Linked DNA regions of Homo sapiens: all the other regions are linked to region 1. A link is a loop called in an ENCODE intact Hi-C map of the cell type or tissue named here. Cell type or tissue: endothelial cell of umbilical vein. All regions are shown on one strand. Links, peaks and the distances in the headings refer to the core of each region. The heading gives the core; the rest is flanking DNA. Region 1 has its middle 77 kb from the start of PLSCR4. Region 2 overlaps PLSCR4 (phospholipid scramblase 4). Region 3 holds the start of LOC105374145 (a long non-coding RNA gene).

Region 1 (6,434 bases), core at 1,008-6,007:
ATTCACATCTGAGTTTAATTTCATTTATTAAGATATATTTTTAGATTCTTTTGTGAAAGATACTTGTTGTTTGACAGATTCACTTGCATTGAAAAATTTAATTGTTGGTCATACAAAGAATATCAGATGATCATAGACAGACTCAAACAATTACCTTGATGAAGGGAAAGAACTATAGCTAATGGGCAGCCAAATACTACTTTGTCCAGATGTGACCTAGCCTGCCTGTTAGTCTGACAGATAACATGGAATAGACAATATGTCTGGAGATGTGGGAATACTTTATTCATAGTTCTGGCAGATTCACAGTCAGTTATAAAAATTATTCTGGGGACTACTACTATATTTCCTATATCCTTGAATTGTTTATTCTTAGTTTCCTATATATTATAACATTTCAATATTTCTGTTTGTTTTCTGTGTCTGTATAGCTCTCTCTGTTCTGTCCGGTTTTGTGTATTCCTGTCTACCTGTAATTTTTGCCACTTGTTTGAGATATGGCCATAGGACCTTCCTAGATATGGAAATCAGAGAAATGTGGTGCTGTTTTCTTAACTGACAGCAAGCTAATATTGTTGGCCTTTTGAGAGATCATTGTATACTATCACTGTTCTTTGCCTGTGAATGAAATCACTTGAGAGATAGGCAAAGGAGTAAAACTGACTTCATCATTAACCTGATAAAGCTGTTTAGAGGACAAGGCTTCATTCTCTAGCAATAATAAATTTGCAAAAGGGTGCTGAATCAGAATTACTCTCACTGTCTCAGGCAGAGCTGGAAAAAAACACAGCCCTTTATTCTAGAGTCCTACCACCATAAACCTCACTCCCTGAAAAACCTAGGAATTCGCGCTGTCTGTTAACAGGCTGTCTCTCCAAAGAGAAACACAGCTGAACTTCTCATACCCAGTTGCTTTGCTCAAACTCCCCAAGAACAATCATTTATCCCTGATCCCTGAGGCAAGTAAATGAGGGAACAGATAAAGATCAGAAGTCTTCTCTAATGCCAGTATCTCTACATGGAAATATCAGCAATGGAGAGTAATTTTGGTAGAGGTATTGCTTGTTCCCTTAAGTCTCTTCTTCTCCCATAATATCTCTAATTTCACTGATTCCACATGAAACCTGGAATACACAGAATATTTCTGACCCTTCTATGTAACTAGGTTTGGAGATATGGTAAAGTTCTGTCCCATTAGATGTTAATTGTCTAGTGGGTACTTTAACAGATAATTGGCACATACCTTTCCTTGATTCTTTCCTTATTCCCGCTGGATACACGAGAAAACCATTGTTTTAAAAAATATGTCCAGGAGTTGATAAGCTTAACTGAGCAATTTATTTAAAGTTGAATAACCTAATAGAGTTTTAAAGTTTTTTTCTGGTTACTTTTATATAGTTTATATTTATATAGTTTATATAACACTGTTTATATTAGCATAAATGGAATCAATTATTTGCAAATGGTTTCCTATAATTTGGCATGTTGTTATACTTGAATATAAACAGGAAGAATTGCCTTCATACTATTGCTTCTCCTTTTTAATTTCCTCTCCCTTGATTTTCAGATGAAACAAGTCTTTCAGCATCTTCCTAAAATGTGAGAAAACCTCCCAAGCACCCGTAAAGTAATAAATGTAGAGTTATTTTCTCTTTAACTGGTTTACAAGTCATCAATGAAGAGACACCACTATGTAAAATTCATTTATCTGAATCCAATAGTATTTTCAGTTTGCCATACATTCCCAATAAAACATAATCATCCCTAGTATAGAAAACGTTGTCACCAAACAAACTCAAATTTCTATGGAGGACTAGTGGAGTGAGTTAGTACTACCAGGGGCTCCCTCAAACTGAAGACCACAAATGGCATGTAAAGGGAGAAACTAATATTTCGCACAGGCAGATTGTCGCATTAGAGCATGTGAACAGATTGCCAGGCAGTGTAGGCTAGGTTAAGCTACGGTGACAATCTCAAAGTTTTAGTGGCTTATAAAAATAAAGGTTTATTATTTACTTACATGTCCTTTGTAGGTCATCAAGATACTTTTGTTCATCACAGTCACTCAAGGACCTGCTGCAGAAAAGACTTAATCTTGACCCAGTCTTTCCTAAGTACTAAGGCAGGGGGAAATGGACACAGGCATGGGAAAGTAAATATGACAACACAGGCACTAGTTCTTAATATTTCTCCCCCAAAGTGACACACATTACTTACAGTTACAATTCACTGGCCAAAGCAAGTCATATGAATACAATCAACTTCAAATGACCAAAAAAATGCAATCTTACCATCTTCCTGGAAGGAGAGAAAATAGCTTGTAAATAGGACTAATGACTATCTCATATATGTTCTGTTTCTTATGTTTGTTTGGTTTGTTTTCACGAATTCTGCTTCACTGTTGGCTTTGAATTTATCATTTAATTTTTATCAACTAACATCGTAGTTTATTAAGGTTTATTTAGCAACTGAGTAATGGTAGTAAAAGGCCCTGAGCATTGATGTCAGTAAGGGAGATGAAAGACATATAGAGAAGTTGCTTGATTGCACACTAGCACAGGTGTCATAGATAAACCTCTACTCACTTCAAAATGTCGTCTGCCTTAAATGGTTAAAGTTTAGAAAACTGTTAAAAACCAAGTGTTGGTAAGAGTATAGAGTAACTTGACTTACACTTACTGTACATAAGACACAAACTTACTCTAAAATTCAGCCAGTTTACTCTTAGATGAATACTCGAAGTGCAAATGTTTACCAGATTTTGTGCACAATATTTGTAGTAGTTATATTCATAACACCAAATGCAAACATCCTAAATGCCATCAATAGAAAAATGGACAATTAATATGTATTATACTCACACAATGGAATACTGCAAAGGAATGAAAATGAGAAACTACTGATGTGCAATATAACATGGATAACCCTCAGAAGTTATCTCTATTAGTATGATCTCTCCAGAAAAATAGAATAAATAGGATAGCTTTAGACAAAGATGTACATGTAGGCTTATCATAAGAAACTGGCTCATGTGGTTATGAAGGCTGAGAAGTTCCATGATCTTCAGATAGAAAACTGGAGACACAGGAGAGCCAATGCTATAGTTCCAATCTCAGCCTGAAAGCTTCAGGTGAGCTGATGGTGCAGGCTTCAGTCCAAGCCCAAGTCTGAAGGCAAAAGAAGACCATGTCTCACATAGAGGACAGGTAGAGAGAGAGTGAATACTCTCCAAGCCTACCTTTTTGTTCTGTTTAGGCCTCCAACAGATTGGATGAGGTGCACCTACATTTAGGTAGACAATATGCTTTATTCAGTCTAACAGTTAAAATGTTAATCTTATCCATAAACACCTTCACACCCAGTATGTTTAACTAAATATCTCACTACCCTATGGTCCAGTCAAGTTGACACATAAAATTCACTATTACGCTTTATTAAATGAAAGAAGCAAGAGTCAAAAGAATATACCCTGGATGATTTCATTTGATGAGTTCAATATAGGTCAAAATAATGACTTGAAGATAGAAGCAAGCATTGTGGCCACCTCTTTAGAGTGTGCTGAATGGTATAGCACAGAAGAAAACATTTTGGAGTACTTCAAATGTTCCATATCCACCTAGTTGATACATGGATGTATGTATAACACTGAAAAAATATTTAACTTGCTTATTTAAATTTGCACACATTACAAATTATATGTTATACCTCAGTTTAAAAATGATATATTTGTCCTTTCACAAAAACAATAATTATTCAGCTATGCATAAATGAAAATAGCTCTGGGAGAGTTCAAGATTCTATTGAAGAAGTTGCAGCCACACAGTGGCGCAATAGAACCAAAAATAACTTCACAGATAGACTGGGAAGAACGGTTTCATTTAGCTACTTTTGTTTAATTCCTCAGGCCAGCACAGCTGCTCACCGTGAGAGGTCATCTTGGCCCATGAGTTCTCCTTATGAAGGAAAAGAGGATCAAGATGAACAACCAGTTTCCCCAGCTTTTAGGCTGAAGGAATTACTTTGGTTTTAACCCAGCCAGATTGCTAGGGAAATCAGCATAGCTGATATATTTGGAGATGGCTAGGAACAAGGGGGTAGGAGCCATTAGTATCAAGTACATGGCAGCAGGTGCTACCTCAGTTCTCAGTGGCCCGCCTTGCAGAGGACTCCAATAATGTCACCATTAAGGACCTCAACAACCTTTATGGCCACTGCAGACTCTTGAAACCTTCACCACAAAGGGGTCCATATTTTCCCTTTTCTGACCTCAGTTGCCTAAGCTGCAGCATCTGCTGCAACCACTGAAGGCACCCTAGCCAGTGATGCCATGGAGACTCCGGACCCAGTATGGCCACTTTGTATAAATGTATACAACTAGGCTCTGCTCCCATCACCAACCTCAGCTCCCATTGTAGTGGGCACACCTGCAGTTGGCCCCTGTAGCTAACTACAAGCATGTTGCCCACTTCAACATCCACCTACCCAGTCATGCTCACCACTTGACCAAGAGATGCCAGTGTGATTCCCAGCAACCCTAGTGGCCATCGTGGGCCCTATGTAAACATCAATTCCAAGACCACACATTTGTCAACATTGCATATTCCAGCTCCCTGATCACTGATCCACCACCACTTGCCCCAAACCCAGAGTTGAAGCACACTCCCACAGTTTTTGTCTTGAACACCACTAGACCCAGGGCCCAGAGTACACCCACAAACAACCCTACTTTTGGCATCCCTTCATCCTCATTCCTCCTCTGCAGGTGAAGGTTTTTCCTTACCAAAGCCAGTCCATAAAGTCTGTGATAGGTAACTGCTTCTCAAATGTGCAGACACCAACACAAAGAAACAAAGAACACACAAAAAAGGAGGGAAACATGAAATCATCAAAGGAATGTAATAACTGTCCAGTAATTGACAGTTATTCTAAAGAAGCATAGTAAGGTAAGAGAGAACATAGATTAAACATTTTTTTTTAATCAGTAAACAGCACAAGGACAAAGTGAGTAGGACAATATAAAGAAAATAGAAAAAAGAACCAAACAGATTCTGGAACTTAAGAACACAATGGCTATGCTTAAAAAAATAGAGTGCTTTGGTTGGGCGCTGTGGTTCACGCCTGTAATCCCAGCACTTTGGGAGGCCGAGGCGGGCGGATCAAGAGGTCAGGAGATCGAGACCATCCTGGCTAACACGGTGAAACCCCATCTCTACTAAAAATACAAAAAAATTAGCCGGGCGTGTTGGCGAGCGCCCGTAGTTCCAGCTACTTGGGAGGCTGAGGCTGAATGGTGTGAACCCGGGAGGCAGAGTTTGCAGTCAGCCAAGATTGCACCACTGCACTCCAGCCTGGGCAACAGAGTGAGACTCTGTCTCAAAAAAAAAAAAAAAAAAAAAAGAGTGCTCCAACAGCAGGCTTGATCATGCAGAAGAACGAATCAGCAAATGTGAAGGTTGACCACTTGAAATTATCCAGTAGGAAGAGAAAAAGGAAAAACAGTAAAGAAAACCTAAGTGACTTATGAAGCACACTGAAGTGAAAAAACACATTTATAATGCGAATTCAAGGAGAAGAGAAAAGGAAAAAAGTATAACTCTCATTTAAAGATATAATAACAGAAAGCATCCCAGATCTGGAGAGGGAAATAGACATCCAGACTGAAGAAGCTCATGGGACCCTAAATAGATTGAAAAGAGAGAGGTCTACATTCAGACATAACAAAATTGAACTGAGAAATTAAAAAACAGAAAATTTTGAAAGCAGCTAGAGTAAAACAACTCATCATACACCAGGGAAATCCTATGAGAATATGAAGTATTGCTCAATAGAAATTTTGAAGGCCAGGAAAGAGTAGAAGGACTTATTTAAAATACTAAAAAAAAAAAAAAAAATTGCCTACCCAAAATAACTAAACCCTAAAGAGGTATCCTTCAAGAATGAAGGGAAGATAGTCTTCCCCAGAAAAACATACACTGAATATAAATTTTCACTACTAGATCTGCTTTGTGAGAAATACATAAGGGAGTTTTTCAAGTGGAATTGAAGACACACTAAACATTAATATAAAAGCACATGAAAATATAAATCACACCAGTAAAGGTAAATACATAATCAAATACAGGATAATATAAAACTATTGCTGGTGAGCCAATTTTCTATAACCTTAATATGAACTTTAAAGAACAAAATATTAAAAATATAACCACAAAAATTTAGTAATTTATTCCTATATTAGTCTGTTCTAACACTGCTAATAAAGACATACCTGAGACTGGGTAACTTATAAAGACAAGAAGTTTTTTTTATTATTATTATACTTTACGTTCTGGGTTACATGTGCAGAACGTGCAGTTTTGTTACGTAGGTATACATGTGCCCTGGTGGTTTTCTGCACCCATCAACCCATCACCTACATGAGGTATTTCTCCTAATGC
Region 2 (6,434 bases), core at 580-5,579, 81 kb after region 1:
TATATGATTTTAACATTTAATATTATACATACACACATATATATAGTGGAGACTTCTTCATATAATAAAAGGTGTTACAAAACTGTGGTGATTAAAAGACAGTGCAGTAGACCTACTACCAGATGTGTAAATGAAACTGAAGAGACATGGAAGAATAAAAGGAAAGCTGGCATTTGATAAGCATACATTTTAAATCACTGGGTGGGAAGAAGAAATAACATTTAATTGAATGTACTTGGACAAGCAGGAATTTGTTTGGGAAACCTAATAATAAAACTGGAACTTTTCCTCACTGTTAATAGACAAATGTAGTCTAGATGGCTTACTAGTTTAAATCTAAACATATGCAGCCTAAAAAGGGAAAAAGAAAGCCTGAATAGATATTTGTGCACATTGCATGTGGGAAAAGCATTTCTAAGCATAATACAAAAACCTAGACCCATTTAGGGACATGATTTTTATTAACATTTGCATCCCCCAAAAAAGATACAAACTGCGGACATTGTTAATAGAAAAAAAAAGATAATTTTGCTAATATACCTAGAAATCTTATTAATGACCTTCAAAATCAATGACCCAGTTAAGGATAAAAAGAGTCAACTCAAAGCAAAAGAAATGCAAATAATAAGCAGAGTGAATACTGTTAGCCACACTAATTATCCAAAACATATATGAAGTAAGACATCAATTTTTGCATTAATTTTACAAATTTTGAAAGTCTGATAACTTTAGGTGTTGTTGAAAATGCAGTGAGGAAAATATAATTTTACAAACTTTTAGTGGAAATGTGAATTGGTGAAGCTGTTTTAGGGTTAAAGCTGTTCAGATTTACAAATGTTCATTTACTTAACTGGAATTTATCCAGCAAAACATGCTCCCAAGTGTACAAATAAAAATCTCTGTCAAAGATGTTTAAAGTAGGATTGTTTACAATGTAGAAAACATGGATACAGCTCTGTAGCCATTGATTGGGAATTGGTTACATAATGTATGGTATATTCAAAGGTGGAATAATATACAGTTTAAAACATTGTAGCTCTAAATGTTCTAACTTGGAAATATGTCCAAAACATAAAGTTAAAACACAAAATGAAACAACAAGTTGAAACACTGTGTGTGTGTGTGTGTGTCTGTGTGTGTGTAGTGTAGTAATTATATTTTTGTAAATAATTTGGAATATAGGCTGAATTATATTGTGAGTAGTGATGTTTTACACACAGCCGAATTATATTATTATGAGTAGTGATGTTGTTTTACACATTTCTATAATGTATGCGTGTGTATAAGGAAAAATTGATAGTGATAGTAATTTATACAGAACATTGCCTTCTTGAATATATTAGCTGTCATTTACTACAGAAGAAATATATTTCACAAAACCTTTCATATTGTCTCATTTTTTTTCTTTTATAAGTGTCCTCTTTCAGCTGCTTCCTTTAAAATCCCCTTCCTTAATATTGATGTTTATGATGTTTATTGCAAGAACAGCAGTGAAGAATTTTGCTTGAGGGATTTCACAACCAGTTAACTTTTATAAACAAAAAATACAGCAATGTTCATACTCATATGTTCACCAGCATTGTGCTAAAATTCATTTTTATAGTACTCATTCTTCAGGATGAAAGAGATAGATATGCTAGTCCTTAAAAAGAAAAACATCTAAAGTTGGAAAAAAATTGTTTTTAATTGCATGGTAAGGCTGGGTGGCGGTAGCTCACGCCCGTTATCACAGTACTTTGAGAGGCAGGGGTGGGCAGATTGTTTTAGCCCAGGAGTTTGAGAGCAGCCTGGGAAACATGGCGATACCCCACCTCTAAAAAAATTTAAAAATTAGCCAGGCATGGTGGCACCCACCTGTAGTGCCAGCTGCTCAGGAGGCTGAGGTAGGACAATTGATTGAGCCTGGGAGGTCAAGGCTGCAGTGAGCCATTATCATGCCACTGCACTCCAGCATGGGCAACAGAAAGAGACCCTGCCTCAAAAATAAAACTGCATGACAAAAATGCAGTGAAGACAAATGATAAGTTTTGAAAAGATAATTTTAATATAAAATTTTAATACCTTTCATATAAAGAAGACAAATGAAAAGCTAACAAAAATGAACAAATGACAAACAGGCAGTTCACAGAAATAGAGTTGCAAATTGCTTTCAAACAAATAATAAAAGTGGCTCAGCCTCCTCATTATGAGATATATGGAAAATAAAACCAATTTTTTTTTTTTATATATCAGATTGACTACTACAAAAATGTTGATAAAATACTGTATTAGGAATGTAACTTTTTGTCTGGGGTCTAAATTGATTCAAATTCTTTAGAGTGCAGTTTGATAGTATCTTTAAAAATGTACAAAACTTTGATCCATCAGTTCTGCTTCCAATAATTTAATGCACAGATCCACAGGAAGAAAATATTTTTTTCAGCATTTTTGGTAATAGCCTAAATTTGGAAACGATTTAACTTGTTGTCATTAGGCAGCCAGTTAAATACATTATGTTGCAGCCATTAAAAAGAATGAGGTTATATGGACTGAAATGTAATTAACATCAAGACATTTTAATAAATGAAAAGAAAAAGACACAGAAAAGTATATAGATGATTGCCATTTTATAAAAACTGTGTGTATTAGTTTATATATGCTTAGAAAATCTATTGGAGGAAAAAAAATCTAATGTCTGTGGTTGCCTTTTCAAATGGGAAATGGGAATTGGAGTAGGTGGGATTTTTTTGTATAAATGTATTGTGTAAATGTATGCACTGCCGACTCCTTGAATTATATTTGTGTTTGTTTGCACATAACATCTGTTTTTTAAAAGTCTGTTTTCATAAATGTAAAGTTTCTTATCAAAGTGACTTAACTGTATGCAACATGACATCTTGTTTTACTACAATTTTAAATACTAAAAGACTAGCTGTAAAATGACACAATGAGGCGTTCTTGGTAATCATAGTTGGCATGGTAATGTTTCCTTAATGTCTTATATAAACATCATGAGAATATTGTTCTGATATTTTTCTACTCTAAATAACAAAAACATTTCCCTTTTGAAAGCTAAAAAGGAGACACCTGATATTCTCTTTAAACAATTTGAACTAAATTAATATATTTAATAAAGGTTATGTATGGACTGTGGCTATCAATTTGCTTTCATTTAATCTTATCTTTTATTTTATATTAAAGCCAAATAGCTAACCTCCAAGATCCTTCACACTTGCTAAAAAGAATGAAATATTCTACCATACACTTTTTCTTTTGAAGGAGTCATGATGTTAATAAAATAATAAATATATTGATATAGGTTATAAAAACAACACAATAAAAATCTTAGGTTTTGCCCTTGTAATTTGTTGAACATTAATCACTCCCTAAGTTTCTTCTAGAATTGATTTTATGCAAAGATACAATTAAATACATATATGTTAACATGTAATTATAATGAAGATACTGTGTATCTATGGGACATTCCTGCTGCAGCATATTTTATCAACATGGACCTAGGTTTATCTTTTGTGCAAGCCTGGAATTCGTTTCTCTAATTTCAGCCCATGTGACAGAAACTTACTAAGTTTACAAGATGTCTACAGAAATGACTGAATCCTTCAGTCATTGGACTTTAATCCACTCATATTGAGCCCACTGAACTATCCAGTTCCCTATAGCCAAGAAACCCATAAAAGTAATTAACACAGTCCACCATAGGAGCCAAGAAATTTGGCTTAAAGTCTATAAAGAGGATTGTACTTGGAAAGGTGTGCATAATATTTCCTCTTTGATGAACATGCAGGTCTTTTTAGTTACAGATTCACTACAAGAGAGTACATTGTCAGGTTTTAAAAATTATTTTAAAAACTCAGTTTATATAATTTATTATACATTTATTGTAGAAAATTTAAAGAGGAAATGTTTATATCTTAGCATGTTTCCTCCAGTTTCCATATTTTTTAAAAACATTGCTATCATTATAATTATCCAGATTATATGTTTAACATTTGAATGTAAACATTTAATGATTTTTACAAAACTGTTACTATATTTTTAAAGGAAAATTATTTTATCATAATGTTTCATGATAATGTGTTTACTTAACAATTGTGCTTGATATTTATGTAGTTTACAATCACTACTATTTTCGTTTTGCATTCCTTCTGTGAAAATGAGAATGTATCACTTAAAAATATTATATGGCATATTTTGGATTTATTTTGAATTTGGTATAGAGGAAATTTACTTGGGTTTACAAATGAGATTTGAGAAAAAATAGATATGTCTTATATTGGTAAACTGAACATTTGATTGAATGTATTATGATTCCTACAGCAGATAGGTTTTTATCTGAATGGGGTAAAATTTCATAGATCTGTAACTGAGGGGGTGTGTGTTGGGGCCAGGAGGGGATATATTAAAATCATCTGGGAAATGGCTTCCATTTTCTTTCCTTATCCATAGAAGCAATGATCCTTTTAAGCTTTATCATGAGACTGCAACAATTCGGTAACATCTTCATGCTTCACTTCTAACTCTTAGTTCTCTTGCTATTCTCTCACATCTGCAGGTACTTCATCCAATGAAGTCTTGAACCACGCAAAATCATCCAGGAGGGTTGGAATCAACTTCTTCCAAGCTCCTGTTAATATTTATATTTTGACTTCCTCCCATGAATAACAAAAGTTCTTAGTGGTATCTAAAATGGTGAATCCTTTTTAGAAAGTTTTCAATTTACGTTGCCTAGATTCATCAGAGGAATCTAGGCCTAGCTTTTGGCCTGTCTTTGCTTTCAGCATGCCTTCCTCATTAAGCTTAATCTTTTCCAGCTTTTTGACTTAAAGTGAGAGATGCACGAACCTTCTTTTCACTTGAATATTTAGAGGCATTTGTAGGCTTATTAATTGGCCTAATTTCAATATTGTTTTGTCTCAGGGAATAGGGAGGTCCTAGAATAAGGGGAGAGATGGGAGAATAGTTGCTCTGTGGAGCAGTCACAACAACACTTACTAAGTTCACCATCTTATATAGGCATGGTTCATGGGGTCCCAAAACAATTATAATAGTAACATCAAAGATCACTGATCATAGATCACCATAACAGATTGTTATGAAAAAGTCTGAAATATTGTGAGAATTACCAAAATTTGACAAAGAGACAAACTGAGAAGTTGCTGTTCTGCAAAATGGCACTGATAGACTCCTTGATACAAGGATGCCACAAACCCTCAATTTGTTTAAAAAAATGGAGTATCTGTGAATCACAGTATAGCAAAGCACAGTAAAACAAGGCATGCATGTACATAATGAGGTATCTTGAGAATGGGACCCAAGTAAACATGAAATTCATGTTCCATTATGTTTTAAACATATAGCCTGAAGATAATTTTATACAATATTTTTGATAATGTTGTGTATGAAACGTTTACGTACGTTGAACCATCAGAAAGCAAAGGTATCAGTATCTCAATCACCCATGTGGACAATCTGTGGTTATTTGACGTCACCATCATTCCTGACTCTAAATTCATTATGCTACTGATAAGTAATCATTTTCTTACATTACTCACAAATAAGTGCTTAACAGTAAAAAATAGGATGTATCATTAGTACAGTGAAAAGAGAATGCGTTCAGGGTAACTAAGCAGCACAGTAGTATCTCCAGAATGCCTGTGTCGGAAAGCCACCAATAAGCAATGGCAGGCTTTCATTCTTTACCTACAATGCTGTATTTTGATTACAAGGTTATCATTCACTGAATTTTATTATTTTAAGTGAGAAGAAATATCAGAAGTAGCCAAGTGACCAGCAAGTGTTTTCTCTACAAATGAGGAAGCATTCTGATGGATGACTTTTCAGAATGTTTCCTCTGGAGTCCGCTGTCTCATTAACAATGGTTTTTGTCTTAGAAGTCTCTGTTGATTTTACAGACTGACACAATTTCTTATTCTGTGATGAATGAATGCTCTTAGAGTCCTTCAGTAAACCCATCACATATTTTCACCATGTCATCTATAGGCACTTTGCAGTTTTAACAGTGTCCTCATCATCTTTCACTTGTGACATCATGTTGGTGCTGAAAGTTTTGGATTTTTGAGCATTTCAGATTTTGGACTTTTGGATTAGGGTTGCTTAGTCTATACAGCATTTTATGTGCCCGAACTCTGCATGAATATTATAATCTTTTCTTAAAGTTAGAGATTGGTTCATCCTTTTTGTTCATTTCTTTGTTTTCAAGAATAAATGACAACACAGTTTTTGTTTTGCTTTCTATTTTTTTGTTTTTCAAGAGTTTTGGAGCATAGTCAGGATCATGATGATAAGAAAGAGATGTATATATGTAACAAACCTGCATGTTGTGCACATGTACCCTAAAACTTAAAGTATAATAAAAAAAAAGATGTATACAGTTGGTAGAGCATATTGTTAGCAGGAGTTTGAGAAGAGGGGTT
Region 3 (6,434 bases), core at 534-5,533, 140 kb after region 1:
AACACTGTTTTATTTTTTGACTTTGAATCTTCAAATACTTTTTTCACAGGGATTTTGAAGTAATTTTTATTGATTATTAGGTTTATTCAAGGCCCTTGCTTTCTAATATAAATTTTAAATTATTTTTAATTTATATATTTAATATATATTTAATTTATATATTTTTAATTATATATATTTATATATAATATATATAATTTATATATAATATATATTATATATATTTTTATAATATATAAAAATATAATTTATATATTTTTAATTTAATAAATTTTAAATTATTAAAGTCAGCCGGGCACGGTGGCTCACACCTGTAATCCCAGCACTTTGGGAGGCCGAGGCGGGCGGATCACGAGGTCAGGAGATCGAGACCACGGTGAAACCCCGTCTCTACTAAAAAAAATACAAAAAAAAATTAGCCGGGCGCGGTGGCGGGCGCCTGTAGTTCCAGCTACTCGGGAGGCTGAGGCAGGAGAATGGCGTGAACGCAGGAGGCGGAGCTTGCAGTGAGCCGAGATCGCGCCACTGCACTCCAGCCTGGGCGACAGAGCAAGACTCCGTCTCAAAAAAAAAAAAAAAAAAAAAAAAAAAAAAAAAATATATATATATATATATATATATATATATATATAAAAAGTCATTTCTGTAGTGTTGCTTAGTGGTAACTAGCTTTCTTATATGACCAAGTTATTTGTAAATGCTTATTTCTAATCCTCCTAAGATACATTTAAATTTCAAGTATAATTTCAATGTCAGTATATCATGAAGGAAAATTGCTAGAATTTGTAACCATCAGTGAAGAATGCATTTTAAACATTTTTTCTAAATGACCATTTTTTCCAGAAATTATACAAAAATCAGGTTACAAGACTTATTTTTTCTGACCAACTAGATATTAAATCAAATTCAGGTATAGAATAATCAGAGTGATTCTAGAGTATGGTATATTGATCCTGTTGGAGCAGCTGGCTGCTTTTCAGTCTTTTTTTCCCCCAGTGTTCAAGGTCGGATTTAATTTATATTGAAAGAAGCAAGCTTGGAAAACCCATAAGAAGTCTGGATTTAATAAACTAATATCAAACTCATCTGTTTGGCTAGTGATAGCTAATGTTAAAAATGGATCTTTTTCCATAACTTCACAGAATGCATTTCCCATTTTCCTCTAGGCCTCTTAAATTGTAAATCTCAAAAAAGAGAAAAGCAGAGTGATACACTCCAAATCAGTCCAAGTGAGGCAGAATAATATACTATGTGATAATACTTGGCATGGTTAATAATAGCACATGGTAGGTATTTACTCAGTGTCTGCTAAATGAATTAAAATATAGTAAGTAGATATATATTTGAAATATTTGCTATAGTTGTCAGTAAAACTTCTTGTCATCCTTACCACTATTTCATTCCATCAATACTTTACTGAACATTTACTAAATTCAGACACTGAGCTATTTCTTAAGGCAGAGAGAAATACAAAGGTTAAAATATATAATTAATACTCTCAGGGGCTCACAGGCTAGTGGGCAAGATAGACTTTTAACTTCTTTTTTTTTTTTAGACAAAATCTAGCTCTTGTCCCCCAGGCTGGAGTGCAATGGTGCAATCTCAGCTCACTGCAACCTCCGCCTCCCGAGTTCAAGCGATTCTCCTGCCTCAGCCTCCTGAGTAGCTGGTATTACAAGGGCCCGCCCCACGCCCGGCTAATTTTTGTATTTTTAGTACAGACAGGGTTTCACCATGTTGGCCAGGCTGGTCTTGAACTCCTGACCTCAGGTGGTCTGCCCACTTCAGCCTCCCAAAGTGTTGGGATTACAGGCGTGAGCCACCGCACCGGGCCAGGATAGACTTTAAAACAAACAAAACACACATTTTTTAGGACAACAATGAACACATACTCAGTGGAATGTTGGCACACTCAATAAAGGCCATGTCATTAGCACCATCTCAAGTGCTGCATAATATATTTTTGTCCCATTTAATGAGACAGTTAAGGCAGGCTGTGCCATATGTCCAGCGGAACTTCCTGTTCCTGCTGGAGGTAAGTAAGATGCACTTTATAGCTATGTCTGCAAGCTGAATGCATGGTGGGTGTAACTGAAAATGTCAGTCTTTCTAATTTCATCAAGCAAAGCAGGGATCGATTGCTTATTATGGTAAACCATGAGTACAGGGCAGTGTCTGGTATATCTAAGATGCTCAATAAATATTGGTGAATGAATGAAAAAAATTCAAATATGTGTATGACACGGTGCTAGGTGTTCAAGAAGATAGAAAGGAACATGCAGTCTATCCCTCAGCAAGGATAAAGCAAGTAGATAAATAATTGTAGCACAAAGCTAAGTAATTATTACATAAAATAGTGTTTTTTTTTTTAAATGTGTATTACTGGATTCTCACAACTGTATCATGAGGTAAACATCAATCTCATTTTTCAGAGGAAGAGTAAACCTCATCAAGAGGTGATAGTACCAAGAAGATGAAATGCTATAAGGAGTCCCTGCTATAATTGTAATGAAAGAAAACCAAAGGGTTGGATAAAAGGTGAGATACACGAAATCTCCTAGAGCTAGAGGAGCTACTTCCACCTAGCGGTGGAACTTAGTTAATGCAAGAATTTCTAGAGCTGCGCAGTCTCAAGGTTCCAACCAGAAATCTGATGAGGCCAATCGTTGTAATCCTGTGTCCCAGCTGCCCAGAGCAGGTTCGTGGTGAGTGTTCACTAGTGTGTGTAATGAGGGTGGGGAAGGTGCTAGAGCTGGGGAGATGGTAATGCCTTTGCACATAGTATCTAAACAAAAAACTTAAATTGCAAATTCTGAAAACATGTACTGCCATTAGCTAGCTTAATAGTTGCCTATTACATTTCTTGCCGTTCTTACTTGTACTGCTCCTCAGCAAAGAAGCCAGTTGTGAAATCATGTAATTTGGGGATATATAATTGCTATCTTTACCCAAAGATTTAATTCTAGGCCAGATGTTGGACATTCATCTGGGGCACATGGAGAAAAAGCAACCTAATCATGAGATAGGTGGGATGATGCAACTACCTATAATAACAATAGTGAAAATGATGAAGACTATAAAACCAGCCAGCTCTATTTAATGCTTCCTACAAACCAGACGCTGTTCTAGTTCTAAAGACTTTCCATATATTAACCCATTTAATTCTCATAACCCTATGAGTTAGATTACTATAATGATTCCCATTTTACAAAATAGAAAATGAAGATTTAGGTATCTTGCACAAGGCCACTCAGCTAGCTGTATATCCACAAAGCCGTTATGTGACTGCCCAAAGCACTGAGAAGCAAAAAGAATAAAGCTGGAGGCATTACATAACCTGACTTCAAATTATATTACAAAGCTGTAGTAACCAAAACATCATAGTACCGGTATAAACATCCAGAGGCTACACTCCAAATTTTTATGCCCTGTTTTTCTTTCATCTCTGTGTAATATTTGGTTTCTTTGTCTGTTAACCCAGAAATACAGGGAAACAGAAATAGAGGAGAAAGGTGGCATGCTACTTCATGTGTTTTAAAATTTAGGACTATGACCGGGAAACGCAAGAGACTCAGAAGTCTTGTCTGAGGGTAGCTGTCTCCAGAGAGGCTTACCTTTGCTCCTATTGGTGCCTCAGTGGTGTTGCCAGCTGATGACCATTTTTTTATATTATTTCTTCAGTTTGGTGTTTCCCAAGTCATGTATGTATTTCAAATATGAACCCCTAAATGATGTGGACATATCCTGGTTTATGAATTCTCAGGGAACAAATTTTCCCTACCTGTAGCAGAGGTCAAAACAATCAAGCTTTCTCTTAATTTCTATTTGCCAATTTTTCTATCTCACTTTTTACACTGGAGTGTGTCCCTTTGAGACTTTCCACTTTACTGGGGGTCTCTCTTCTAATATCAACCCTTGCCTAAGCCCAAGACCTCACTTCCAGCCTCATGGTGGTGGGTAAAATCAAAGCCCCTTCCTAATAAACGTTGGTGACTCCTTCCATTTGAGAAGCCAAAGAAAATGCCAGACTAAGCTTAATAGTCAGACGTTTCCAATTTTTCTTTATTTTTAACTTCTGCTAAAATCTTGTACTCTCCCAAAATCTACACTTTGCATCTAAAAGCCCTTTGGTTATATTTCAGCCACACTTTATATATTCTATGGAAAGAGGGGTTTTAAGATTATCTAATTTGCAACATTGCTAGCAATGTGAGTGACCTATTTTTTTAAACTGCACATGATTTTTATGTGAAATATTCAGAGGAAAATTCTTTAACATAAATATAATCATATAATATTGAAACTTGCAACTTATTACTATTTGTTATACCTAACTTACAACTAAATATTTTCTCTTTGAGATGAGTTATCTATCATCATATTATTGAGTTCCAGATTCTCTTAAAATGTTTAATATTTCTAGTACTACTGTTAAGTAAAAGACATTTATTTAAAATTGTGTCAGCTCTTCTATGACCCAGGCTTAGGCAAATTTATTTTAGGAAATTATAGGAGCAATCTTTTCCTTAAACAGTTTTGAAAACATGTTGCTCAAATTGTCTTAGTTAACAATCACTAAACATAGTTTACATGAGTTTTAACTTTTTTCATTATAACAGATAAAAGATAACATAGTTAGAAATCAAACCATTTTAAAACCTCTTGATTTTACAGAAATAAACAAGTAGAGAGTGCCAGGGAGAAGCAAGTAGAGTGACAAAATATTTATCTCGCTTTGCTGCCTTTCCCCGCTCCATGTCAGAAAGCTGAATAAAACAAGCTACAATAGGGGGCAGCACCAGCTCATGGATTTTTTTGTTAAACTATGCTCATTTTTTAATCCAAGAATTTATCAGTACCAATCTATAAATTTTAATGAATAGTATCAGTGGATTTTAAAATCAGAAGAAGTGTTAAGGACCATCTGCTCTACATTCTAATATACAAATGAAGGAAGTGGGAGAGGCCCAGATTATGTGTCTAAAATTACATTGAGAATTAACTAGTAATCAAACCAGAACTAAAAACACAGATCGCCATTTTTATTCCAGTTTCCGTGCCGCCACAGCAAAAATTTAGCAGAGATTTAAAACATTTTAAAGCAACATCTTTCATAACATTGAGATTTTAAGCATGAAAAAAATAAAACCCAGTTTCAAATTATTCTAATGTTCAAAATCTTTTTTAAGCACATACTCATGGTGTCTACCTCAATAAATCAGATTAATTTCAGAGGTTTTCTAACTATAAAGGAGAAATGAAATTACTATGTTATAAAAACAACAACAAAACATTTAAAATGTGTATGTCCTAGGTAACATAGAGTATTTTTTATTTATTCCTCCACTCACACACTGATATACCTTTATCTTCTTCCGTAGTCACCATGCACATCTGAGTTCAATTTCTTTATTAAAATATGTATTTTTACATTTTTTGTTAAAAACTATTAATTGATAGATTTTCCTGCTTTGAAGGGATGTAATTGATAGTTAAAATGAGAATGTCAGATGGGCACAGACAGAATCAAGCCATTATTTGAATAGGAAAAGGAAAATATGGCTAATGGGCATGGAATACAATCTGCCCACATATGACCCAGGCTGCCTACTGGCCTGATAGATGACATCGAATGGACAATATGGCTGGGGATGTGGGGATATTTTTTCAAAAGTCTGGCAAATCAGATGACAGCCATGAAGATTTTTCCTGGCCATGTTCAGGGTTCATTTTATTCCTTTGAATTACTTAGATATTACTGTTTTTTTCTAATATTTATAACATTTCTATTTTTTTTTCTGTTTGTTGTGTTTGTGTATCTCTCTTAATTCTATATGGCTTTATGCATTTCTGTTTACAGAGTAGTCATGCTACCTGTTTGAGTTACAATCAGAGGGCCTGCCTGGACATAGAAATCAGGGAGAGATTATATCGTTTACTTCAATGATAGCTCTGTAACTTTCAAAAGGAAACTATGTTTATATTGCTGGTATTTTGAGAGATTACTTTGTCAGTGAAATCCATTGAGAAATAGGTATCGGAGGAAAACAGAAATCATTTTTATCCTGATAAGGCTGTTATAAGGATATGCCATATATTCTGGCAACAATAGGTTTGCAGAATGATATAGAATCAGTTACCCTCCCTGTCTCAGGCAGAGGTGGAAAAACAGAGGGGTTCCTGGTAGAGGCTTGTCTCTCTAATACTACCCCATGGAGTAGGTAGGACTATGTGTGCCCTTCAGACAGGCTGCCTCCCCAAAGAGAGGCAAAAAGAAGGAATTGAACTACTCATGCTCAGTTTTTTCTTTCAGAGGGCAGAGAATGGCCAGGAGTGTTCTGTAATGTCACTATCTCACATGGGAATGTCAGGAGTGGGGAATGATTGTGGGAGAGGTGTGCTTGTCTGTTGAAGTCTTCCCTAATGTTATAGCT

Evidence for each region. A loop is a pair of places that touch in the nucleus more often than their neighbours do. Peaks named below come from ENCODE experiments on the same cell type or tissue, not always from the same donor. Only the 100,000 strongest peaks of a DNase experiment are listed, where the experiment ranks them.
Region 2: it touches region 1 in a loop (6-fold over the local background); 3 of 110 quality-filtered maps call a loop at or near these places.
Region 3: a loop joins it to region 1, with 15 times the contacts of the local background. A loop is called at or near these places in 27 of 110 quality-filtered maps.

What each region holds. Positions count from the first base shown.
Region 1 is chr3:146,324,746-146,331,179 of GRCh38, reverse strand. No RefSeq gene overlaps it. Among named protein-coding and RNA genes, the nearest start is that of PLSCR4, 77 kb to the right of the region's middle. In endothelial cell of umbilical vein, for the core only: a CTCF peak has its summit at 3,811; a DNase peak (open chromatin) is centred at 3,869.
Region 2 is chr3:146,243,186-146,249,619 of GRCh38, reverse strand. The region is part of intron 1 of PLSCR4 (phospholipid scramblase 4); the gene reads left to right. Among named protein-coding and RNA genes, the nearest start is that of PLSCR4, 4.7 kb to the left of the region's middle. In endothelial cell of umbilical vein, for the core only: no CTCF peak of the experiment used is centred there; a DNase peak (open chromatin) is centred at 2,929; H3K4me3 peaks cover 2,214 bases; H3K27ac peaks cover 1,976 bases.
Region 3 is chr3:146,185,903-146,192,336 of GRCh38, reverse strand. LOC105374145 (a long non-coding RNA gene) reads left to right here and starts at 1,799. Exons shown (of 2, transcript XR_001740949.2): 1 at 1,799-2,538. It overlaps PLSCR4 (phospholipid scramblase 4), which reads left to right. Exons shown (of 9, transcript NM_020353.3): 9 at 1-2. In endothelial cell of umbilical vein, for the core only: CTCF peaks have their summits at 2,608 (motif pointing left) and 4,784 (motif pointing right); DNase peaks (open chromatin) are centred at 2,556 and 4,770; H3K27ac peaks cover 919 bases.